2 separate regions of the Homo sapiens genome follow, and region 1 is linked to region 2. Evidence: chromatin contacts called from ENCODE Hi-C or POLR2A ChIA-PET data. All regions are on one chromosome and are shown on one strand. The core of a region is the stretch at or near the end of the contact, and the rest is flanking DNA. Distances in the headings are between cores, read along the strand shown. Region 1 holds the start of LINC02217 (long intergenic non-protein coding RNA 2217). Region 2 has its middle 21 kb from the start of LINC02111.

Evidence for each region. A loop is a pair of places that touch in the nucleus more often than their neighbours do. ChIA-PET counts read pairs that join two places held with the same protein, here RNA polymerase II (POLR2A). Pooled maps may share reads with other maps.
Region 1: a map of Caco-2 shows a loop between it and region 2 (2.0-fold over the local background). The contact joins the promoter of LINC02217 here to the enhancer-like site in region 2. A Hi-C loop is called at or near these places in 2 of 168 maps with a recorded cell type or tissue (CD14-positive monocyte and Caco-2), 1 of 37 single-sample maps with no recorded cell type and 1 of 50 pooled maps. POLR2A ChIA-PET finds 5 or more read pairs at or near these places in 3 of 52 experiments (AG04450, H1 and HEK293).

What each region holds. Positions count from the first base shown.
Region 1 is chr5:17,401,041-17,405,489 of GRCh38, forward strand. LINC02217 (long intergenic non-protein coding RNA 2217) reads left to right here and starts at 2,979. Exons shown (of 2, transcript NR_134275.1): 1 at 2,979-3,048. RefSeq lists enhancers at 1-391, 392-1,037.
Region 2 is chr5:17,363,884-17,368,252 of GRCh38, forward strand. No RefSeq gene overlaps it. Among named protein-coding and RNA genes, the nearest start is that of LINC02111, 21 kb to the right of the region's middle. Within about 2 kb of position 2,053, at least 2 of the 41 ENCODE cell types and tissues checked have a DNase peak (open chromatin) inside an H3K27ac peak, as active enhancers do.

The DNA of each region.
Region 1 (4,449 bases), core at 1,729-4,228, 38 kb after region 2:
CCTTAGGCACACATTTCTAGGGCTTTCTGTGCTCATGTATTATTGACAGGTAATCCCTTTCTCCATTCCCACGGGGCGCCGAATGAGTCCTGCGGTGAGCTAGCACTTTAGCAAGGGGAAGTTGGGAGTAAGAGTCTGTTATTTCATCATCCCAGCAAGCAGAACAACTAACTGCCTCCCTACCTGTTTGTGTATTAACTAAATGGACACCAACAAAATGTCATTAGGACGGGAAGTCCGGGATCTTGCAGTTTCAAGCCATTGCATCTCTAGCCCCTTCAGAAGAGAGATTGCTGGGCCCCAGGAGATGGTTTTGAAGGAGGAGGGTCGGTTGAAAAAGATCAAGGCCACTGCAGTGGGGCTGGGTGGAGATCACCTCAGTGATCCCTGGAATGCATTATTTGTCTTTTCACTTTCAAAATACAGGGTTCTAAGGCACATGTCTGTGAGGAAAGAAAAATAGAGCGTTCTGAGCTACATGAGGTATGAGAAATTTATCAGGCCCAGAGAGACAGAAGTATGGAACTCCAATCATTCCCTCCCCACCCTGCACCCCTGCCTGGGGGTAATGTTTTAAAGGCATTTTGTTCCAGATTAACTGCCTAACACATTATCTTCTTGTTGCTGGAATTTGCAATACAAAGAACACCTTATGTTATTTTAACATAATTTATTGGTAAACAACTCAGGAACTGCTTTCTTCTTTTTCCTTTAAAAATCCACTTGAATACTCTCCAGGGCGGCAATCCTCAAGCTTGGCCCGAATCAACTCTCTACTTATGTTAATTTTGGCTCAGCTTCTTCCTTTTAGTTGACAGCTGAGATGCCCAGAACATTGAAGGGACAGGTAAACATTTCGACAGTGAACAGATAAGAATTAGAATGTCTTGAGTTTAGAGAGAGCTTTGTGTTTGCTCTCTGACATTTGTTTACTGTGTGTGAGGCTTTTACAAGTGAATCCCAGGGTGGGATAATAATAGCCGTGGGGCACCAGCTGCCGGCTAGGCTTTGGGTGCCGAAGAATTTGTGGACATTTTACAGGCTAATAGATTTTTTTTTTTTTAAACTGCAGGAGTTCTGTGGGAATTCCTCTGCAAATTTTAAAATAAGTTGTAGGAGTAGGAAAGTGAGACTTTCTCTTTCTCTCTCTCTCTATTTTTCCAAAGAGCGAAAATGAGCCAAATTTAGAGCTAGTTTTGAAAGCATTTTCTCACTTTGCCTTAGGAACGAAGAGTGAGGAAAATCAAGTGTCATCAGCACCAGCTCTTTGAATGCGGGTGAGAGGAAACACAAAGCCCCGGCTTATTTCAATTGAGCAAGACAATGCAAGAGATTTAGAGATTTTAGGTCGTAAAGGACCCGTGAGCTCCTTTGTTCCAAAGTTTGTCCTATTGCCATTGAGGCATCTGTTTTCCAGTAACTATAACCCCTGTTTCCTGAATCAGGGCTGCCCGCTCGGGTGGGTCACAGAGAGAAAGCATCGTGGGCCAAAATGTGGGTGTTGGGAGCCATATGGTGGGTTAAGAGGAAGATGAGGAGGAAGAGGTTAAATTGGGCTCAGGGATCAGAGCAGGCAGAGGGGTTTCCAGGAAAGTTAAGACGCAGGGCAGAAATACCATTCAAAGAGTCAACATTGTAACCCTGGAGGTGGGGACAGATTCTTCCAAGGTTATCTCAGGACTAATCTCTCATTCCACTTTCAGACTTACAACTAGGAAAAATGTGTTCTTTTCCCTTTGAGCTAACGTGGGCTATCAGCTTAGCATACCTGCCCTCGTTTCATCCTTTCTTGCAGGTCCACTCCAGGACCTGCCAGGATTGCTGTGAAAGACTCAAAATAGGACCCTCTGAGCCAGTTTTCCAATTCTCTTTCCCAGAATTCTGGGGTGTGCCTGGAGGGAGAGAGGGAAGCTGAATCTTCTCCATCCTGCCTTTCAGGTTTCCTGTCTCAGGATTCCTGGTAACATTTCCTTTGGGAAAAAGAAGGGAGTTCTGTCAATTAACAAAACATTTGAAAAATCACTCATCCACTCTCTTCTCATTTTACAAATGAGGAAACTGAGATCAAAATAGGTTAATAGACTGACCCAGGATTCTGCCATTAATGGCACAGATTGAGTTACAGCTCAATTTTTCAACCACCAGGGCACTGGTGATGATTTTAAAGAACTAAGATAAGGAGAAGAAGACTAAGTGTTAAATGCACTAGCTGCATTTCTATTTTAAACTACTGTAATATAGTAATTCTAAAAGGCCTCTTTTGCTGGTTTGCTTCTTTTATGAAAGCAGAATCAAACTCAGATTTCTTGCTTTAAATAATTCAGTTGATGACTGAAATTTAACCAAGTGGTGAGTTTCCTCACATTTTTCAGAACAGCCCTTAAGAAACAAAAATAATTATGTTTGTTGACTTAAAAAATTTATAGGAATACTTACTTTTTCCCACTTTCTCCCTTTTTCCCAACTTGAAAGCTTAACCTCATTTGATCATCTTCCATTCAACTTTCAAACACTGTCCATACTGTTGTGTAGTAACCATGCAGTGTTCTTCTTCAGTAGGGGATAAAATGCAACCACTATCTAGGGGTGAATAAAAATATCTAACGGTATTAGCAAACCAGTATAAAGTGTACAGTAGAAAAAATTTAAACTTGGAATTATGTCCTCTTTTCCAGTTTCTCTGGTGTTAATATTTTCTGGAAAACATCCTCAAGGCTTGTCCTAGCTACCATCTTCCTGACATTGTCCCAGGTGTTGCAGTTACTAATGTGAGCAAGACATCCTCCTGGCCTTAGCGAGTGTACCCAGGAGTTATATAAAGGATATTCTGGGAGCCGGAAGAAGGAGCGAATAAAGCAGACTGCACAGATGGAACATGGAAAGGCTTTTAACAGAAATGAATACTTTCAGACTAGGTTTGAAGGACTGAGTAGGAGTAAACTAAAAGAGAAAAAGCAGGACAAAAGAAGCACCACTTTGGAAGCTCAAAGCCGCACTGGAAACACAGTCTTTCAGGATGTCTGAAAGGGGCAAGTCTGTTTGTGTGGGGTAAGAAATGCGGGGAGACAAACGGACAGTGGACAGATTGCAGAGAGCTCTGTGTGCTGAGAGGAGGGTGCAGACCAGATTTTTAAATTGAGAATGCAACAGTGAAGGATTTCAAGCTTGGAGTGAGAGGGGAGACTACGAGCCTGCAGTGATAAGGCAAAGCTGAAGATTTCAGAGCCAAGGCCACACCCTACAGTTGCCATGGAATGGGGTGGCACAGTGGGCTTTGGAGGTAAAGTCTGCAGTTGAGAAGTTCAAGGGTAGTAAGTACTTAATGCCAGGTCAATCATCCCTTTTAAGACACAGATATCATCTGCAGCGTTTTCAGGAACAGCGATAGAGAAGAAAAGCGGGCAGCTACTAGATATTCAAATCTTCCACAAATGTCAGGGAGAGAGTCAGGCAGTTGGTAGAAGAGACCTGTAAAGCTGGGTACCATAAGCCTCAACACAGGTGTTTTTATTTCAAGGCTGGGGAGCTGTGCTTTGGAAAAGCAATGAGGAGGTAACAGGAAGTCTCTTCTCCTTCTAAATCCTGTGTTCATGGAGGAGGGTGGGTTTTCTCCTCTTGAGAGGGAGTTACATACAAGTTTAAGGGAAAAGAGTCTGAAGTTTCCACCTAAATGATTCTGAAAGAATCAGGTAAGTAGTTGCTTAGAAATATTGCTAAATGTTGCATAAAGAGATACAGCTCTTCTATGGAGTAACAGATCCCGGCTACTCAATAGCTTTTTGCATTTTTTCCTGGGCTATGGAGATATTTGCAGCTTTCCATTACGTGTTAATATCTCTCATCTTACCACTGAAAGTTTATTTCTATCAATTTGCCTTCAAGTGAACTGCAGTTTCATATTTGTGATTTTATTTTTACCAAAATGAAATGGCTTATTTTTATCAAAAAATACTATTGAAAAAAATACTATTTTACCAAGAATATTATTGTGTGCTAGATGCTGGAGGCATAAAAGGGAACAAGTTAGGAACTGTTGCTTTTCATGGACAGTTGGTGTGGAGTTTTAGTAAGACTTTTGAACACTTAAATTTATATCTTTCTTTTAAGAACCAATAAAAAAAGAGCAACTCTTTATAACAGCATTATATTACATCATCTTCAAAGATCAATGTGTGTACAACATTTAAATAAATCAATATCTAGGTGTGATCATTAATCCTTAATCATGATGAACCATTGCTTAATCTAACCTGTGTTTACTTTTATTTCTGTTATAATTTGTTGACATTTTAGAAGTATAGTTCTTGTTCTCCAAGAAATATGGCACTCAAAGTCCCTGAAATTACTTGCCAAGTCATTGGGCTTTTGTCTCATGTATTTCTTAGGTCTTTGAAACAACTAGAGATTTATCTTTACCCATCTTCTGGTTTTATCTTTTTGAGTCTTTTT
Region 2 (4,369 bases), core at 803-3,302:
GGAGTGCAATAGCGTGATCTGGACTCACTGCAACCTCCGCCTCCAGGAGTCAAGCAATTCTCCTGCCTGAGCCTCCGTAGTAGCTGGTATTACAGGCATGAGCCACCATGCCTGGCTAATTTTTGTATTTTTAGAGTTTTAGTAGAGACGGGGTTTTGCCATGTTGGCCAGGCTGGTCTCGAACTCCTGGCCTCAAGTGATCCTCCTGCCTCAGTCTCCCAAAATACTGGGATTACAGGCATGAGCCACTGTGCCTGGCCTAAAACATTTTTTTAATTAAAAAAATTAATATATATAAATAGCACAACTCTACCTAAAGTCTGGATGGTGTGGAAGTCTCTGTAGGTTTGTATTCTTTTTTCCTTTCTTTTCCTCTCTACCTATCTCAGGAGGCTGAAACAGCTGCCTAGCAGCTGCTCAAGAAAGAGTTTGAAAGCATAGAATCAGCAGATGGTAGGAAAAAACATTCAAAACCCTGACTCTGCCTTACCTCCTTTCTTCCAAGGACAGGAACATTCATTTTTTTGTGTGTGGATATAGATTTACATGAAGATTACGTTCCTCTCCAACCCACTTCCCCCTGCTTTAGCACCATGGCGTGGCAACATCTCTGATTTCAGAAAAGAGAAAAGGAAAGAAAGGCTTTGAGGAAACCCAGAAATTCTTTGGGATTAACCAGTGTTTCTGTGAACCTGTCGGAAGCATGGTTGAATTCCTTAAAGCACAAGTGTGCTTTTAAAAGTTCCCAGTAAAAATAATTTTAACGACTATATAACATTCCATCAAAGGCACATTTAGTAATTTTTCTTTACTGTTTCCCGTTGATGGACATTTAGGTGGTTCATATATATATATGTATATATATATTTTTTTTTTAGGATTTTGAACATCCCTGAGAATAAATACTTGTCTGCATTTCTTATTGTTTTCTTTCAGCATGGATTTCTGGTTGTGCAATTACTGGATAAAAGACTATGACCATTTTAAGGGCTTTAAATATACACTGTGAAAGGGTTTCTTTTTGGAAATTTGAGATGCCCCTTGTGAGATGGATAATTATGGCAGGGAAAAGATATGCAGAATTAATCACTGGCATTAGCTGCTGGATGTATTTACATGGAAACTGCACTTTGGGCTATCAGTATGCACCAAACTGTATCTTTGTTTCTGAACAGCAGGCTGACCCAACAGATGGTTGTCAGGGTCTGTCTGTTTAGGGGAAAAACTAACATTCCAAATGCCAGATTCAAGAAATGCCATGATTCGCTGTTTCCCACTGGAGCAGCCAGGACTCTGGACTCCTTGGAGGACATTGAGGCAATGAAGGTCCAATCCACTTTCTGGCCTCAGCTAAAGCACTCATTTCCACTTAGAGGTATTCTCCTCTCTTGAAATATTTTTCTGTGTTTTCTTTTTCTCAGAGCTCATTGTACTTTTGAAAAGCCAGGCCCCCTCCTTTCCCTTTCCCTTCCCATGTTGAAAGTGGTGCATTTTTCTAAATTGTCTAACCAGGCAGAGCAATTAGTGCCCAAGGAGGCAGGAGGCCGATTGCTTTGCAGAATGAATTGTTTTCATGGGAACAGCGTTGAGAGGACTTTACTGAGCAAGAAAGCTTGCCAGCAACCTTGTTTGGTGCTGGCCCTCCTGTTTGGATTTCTAGAAGTTGTTTATATTTGCTGCTGCTCTAATAAACAGACCCTTTCATGAAGCAAATCCTTAAAATAGTTTCATTCCCAGCATGAGTCCTTGTCACCAGTCGGATGCTACAGCATAGAACCAGCTGAGATTAATTGTGGTCTCTGCTGTTTTCTGGTAAATAAATTCAGTCATTGCTAAGTCCTGGATTTTCACCTTATGTGTGAAGGCTTTCTTCAACCACCTGGTCTCTAAACATTCATTAGCTGGCTGAGTGTGTCAGGTCCTGTTTGGACACTGAGGATTGGAGTGAGGGATGAGACAGAGAAGGTCCTGTTTCTCACGGAGGTTACATTCTAGGGCTCGTAGTCAGACAATAAACTGATAAATAAACACAAAACGTGGCAGACGCTGATAGGATGTGCAGAGAATTAGACCAACCTGCTGTGCTGGTGGCTCTCTGTCCATGATTGGATGGTCCAGAAAGGCATCTCTGAGCTGACTTCTGAGTGACAGCTCAGACCGGCATGTGGAGAAGAGGGCGAGGATGCCAAGCTGAGGGAGCGATGAGTCAAATCAAGAAGACTGGTGGGTTTAATAAACAGAAAACCAGAAGGAAGGCCAGCATGGAAAGGATTCAGTGAGCAAGTGGGTATGGTATGAGATAGGAAGGAGTCAGGTCACCAAGAGCCTTGCACGTCAGAATAGGGTTCGGACTGGGTTTGAATCTAAGTGTAATAGGAATCACCGGAGGGTTTTTAGCAGATGATATATTGTGGCTTGAGTTTTAAACAACCCACTCCGCAGGCTAAGTGTTGGCTGTATCATAGGAACAGCAGAGGAAAGCAAGATTAGTAAGGAGCCCCGTGGTAGCTCACGCCTCTAATCCCAGCACTTTGGGAGGCTTAGTGGGGTGGGTCATCTGAGGTCGGGAGTTCAAGACCAGCCTGGCCAATATGGTGAAACTCCTTCTCTACTAAAAATACAAAAATTAGCCGGGTGTGGTGGCGGGCGCCTGTAATCCCAGCTACTTGGAAGGCTGAGGCAGGAGAATTGCTTGAACCCAGGAGGCGGAGGTTGCAGTGAGCCGAGATTGTGCCACTGCACTCCAGCCTGGGGGACAGAGTGAGACTCGGTCTCAAAGAAAAAAAAAGAAAAATTAGGAAGGAGCCCATTACGTATGGCAGTCCAGGAAACAGATGATGATGGATTGGGACTAAAATGGTAGCAGTGGAAAGAGAAAGCAATGTCGGAATTGGGATATGTACCTGTGTGATTTTTCTCTAACTACCATCAATTCTCCATTTCTCCAACACCAATTGGCTGTCCAAAAATTCAATTCAATTCAATTCTGACACTAACTCCAGAGTGAGCCCAGGTCCCACAGGTTGAGGGTTCAGTCCTACAAGACTGCCTCCATTTCAGACATCAGCCATGAATGAGGTGTCCAAGGCTACCCTTACTTCTGCCTGGGCTACCACGAATGTAGGGGTTCCCATGACCTCCTCCCACTCAGGTTTGGTGATTTGCTAGAATGACACAGAACGCAGGCAAGTGCTCTTCTTCCTATTGCAGTTCATTATAAAGGACACAAATGAGGAGTCAAATGAAGAGTGCATAGGGTGAGGTGTGGAATGGTCTGTCGCGCAGGAGTCTCTGTCCCTGTGGAGTCAGTATGTGCCACCCTAAACATGTTCGCCAGCTCAGAAGCTTCCCCGGCCTCCTTCTCTCAGGATTGTTATTGAAGTTCCATTATTGCAGGCATAATTGATTAAATCATTGCCATTGATGATTGAACTCATTCTCTAGCCCCCTTCCTATCCCCCGAGGTGGGGGGATGATGGTGAAAATTTCTACCCTCTAATCATATGCTTGGTTCCTCTGGCAACCAAACCAGCCCCCATCCTGAGGCAATCCAGGGGTCCTGCCAAGAGCCACTTCACTCACATAATCCCAGGTATAATTGAAAAGGGCTCATTATGAATAACAAAAGACACTCCTATCACTCAAGGAATTGCAAGGGTTTTAGGAAGTCTATGCCAAGAACACGAACAAAAGCCAAGCATATCTTTTTTATTATACCACTGTAATTGCAGTAGAATTCACAGACTTCCATGTGGGGAATTTGGAAAAGGAAAGTGTGCGTAATTCCTAGTTTTCTTGCCCAAGTATCACTAAATTACCCTGGTTGGTTTAGCTTATTCAGTAGGAAAGACATATGACATATCAAAGCTTGTTTAGATTACTCTGCATTTAATTCTGTCCCCAGCATTTTCTGTGAGGTGGTGAGAACAAACTTGGAAGCAGGAGAAGAATTGGAAGCGCTAGTTAATGTATTTATAAATGTCAAATTGACTGGTAATTCCACGCCCGCCGTAATATGAAAGAAGGAATGAAAACCACGTGTGAGCGTGTGTGTGGGGGGTGCAACATCCCGCCATGTTGCCAGCTTCGGTCTCAGTTCCAGGTCTTGGAGCTCCTTCCATTCAGCAGTTTCCTTACCCATGTGCTGATCTCAGTTATGGGCTCCATTTTCTTGATCTTGATAGACATGACATGAGCAAAGTTTGCATCAGGGAGGGGTATCCAGAGGTGAACTGCCTGCTGGGGAAGCGAAGTCCTTGCAGAGTGACGAGGTCAAGGACAGCAGCACTGTTTCTGGACACAGGCAGGGCTCATGGGCGTGATGGCTGCCGGTGCAGCAGGACATGGGCCACGCAGCTCTCCTGAAGCT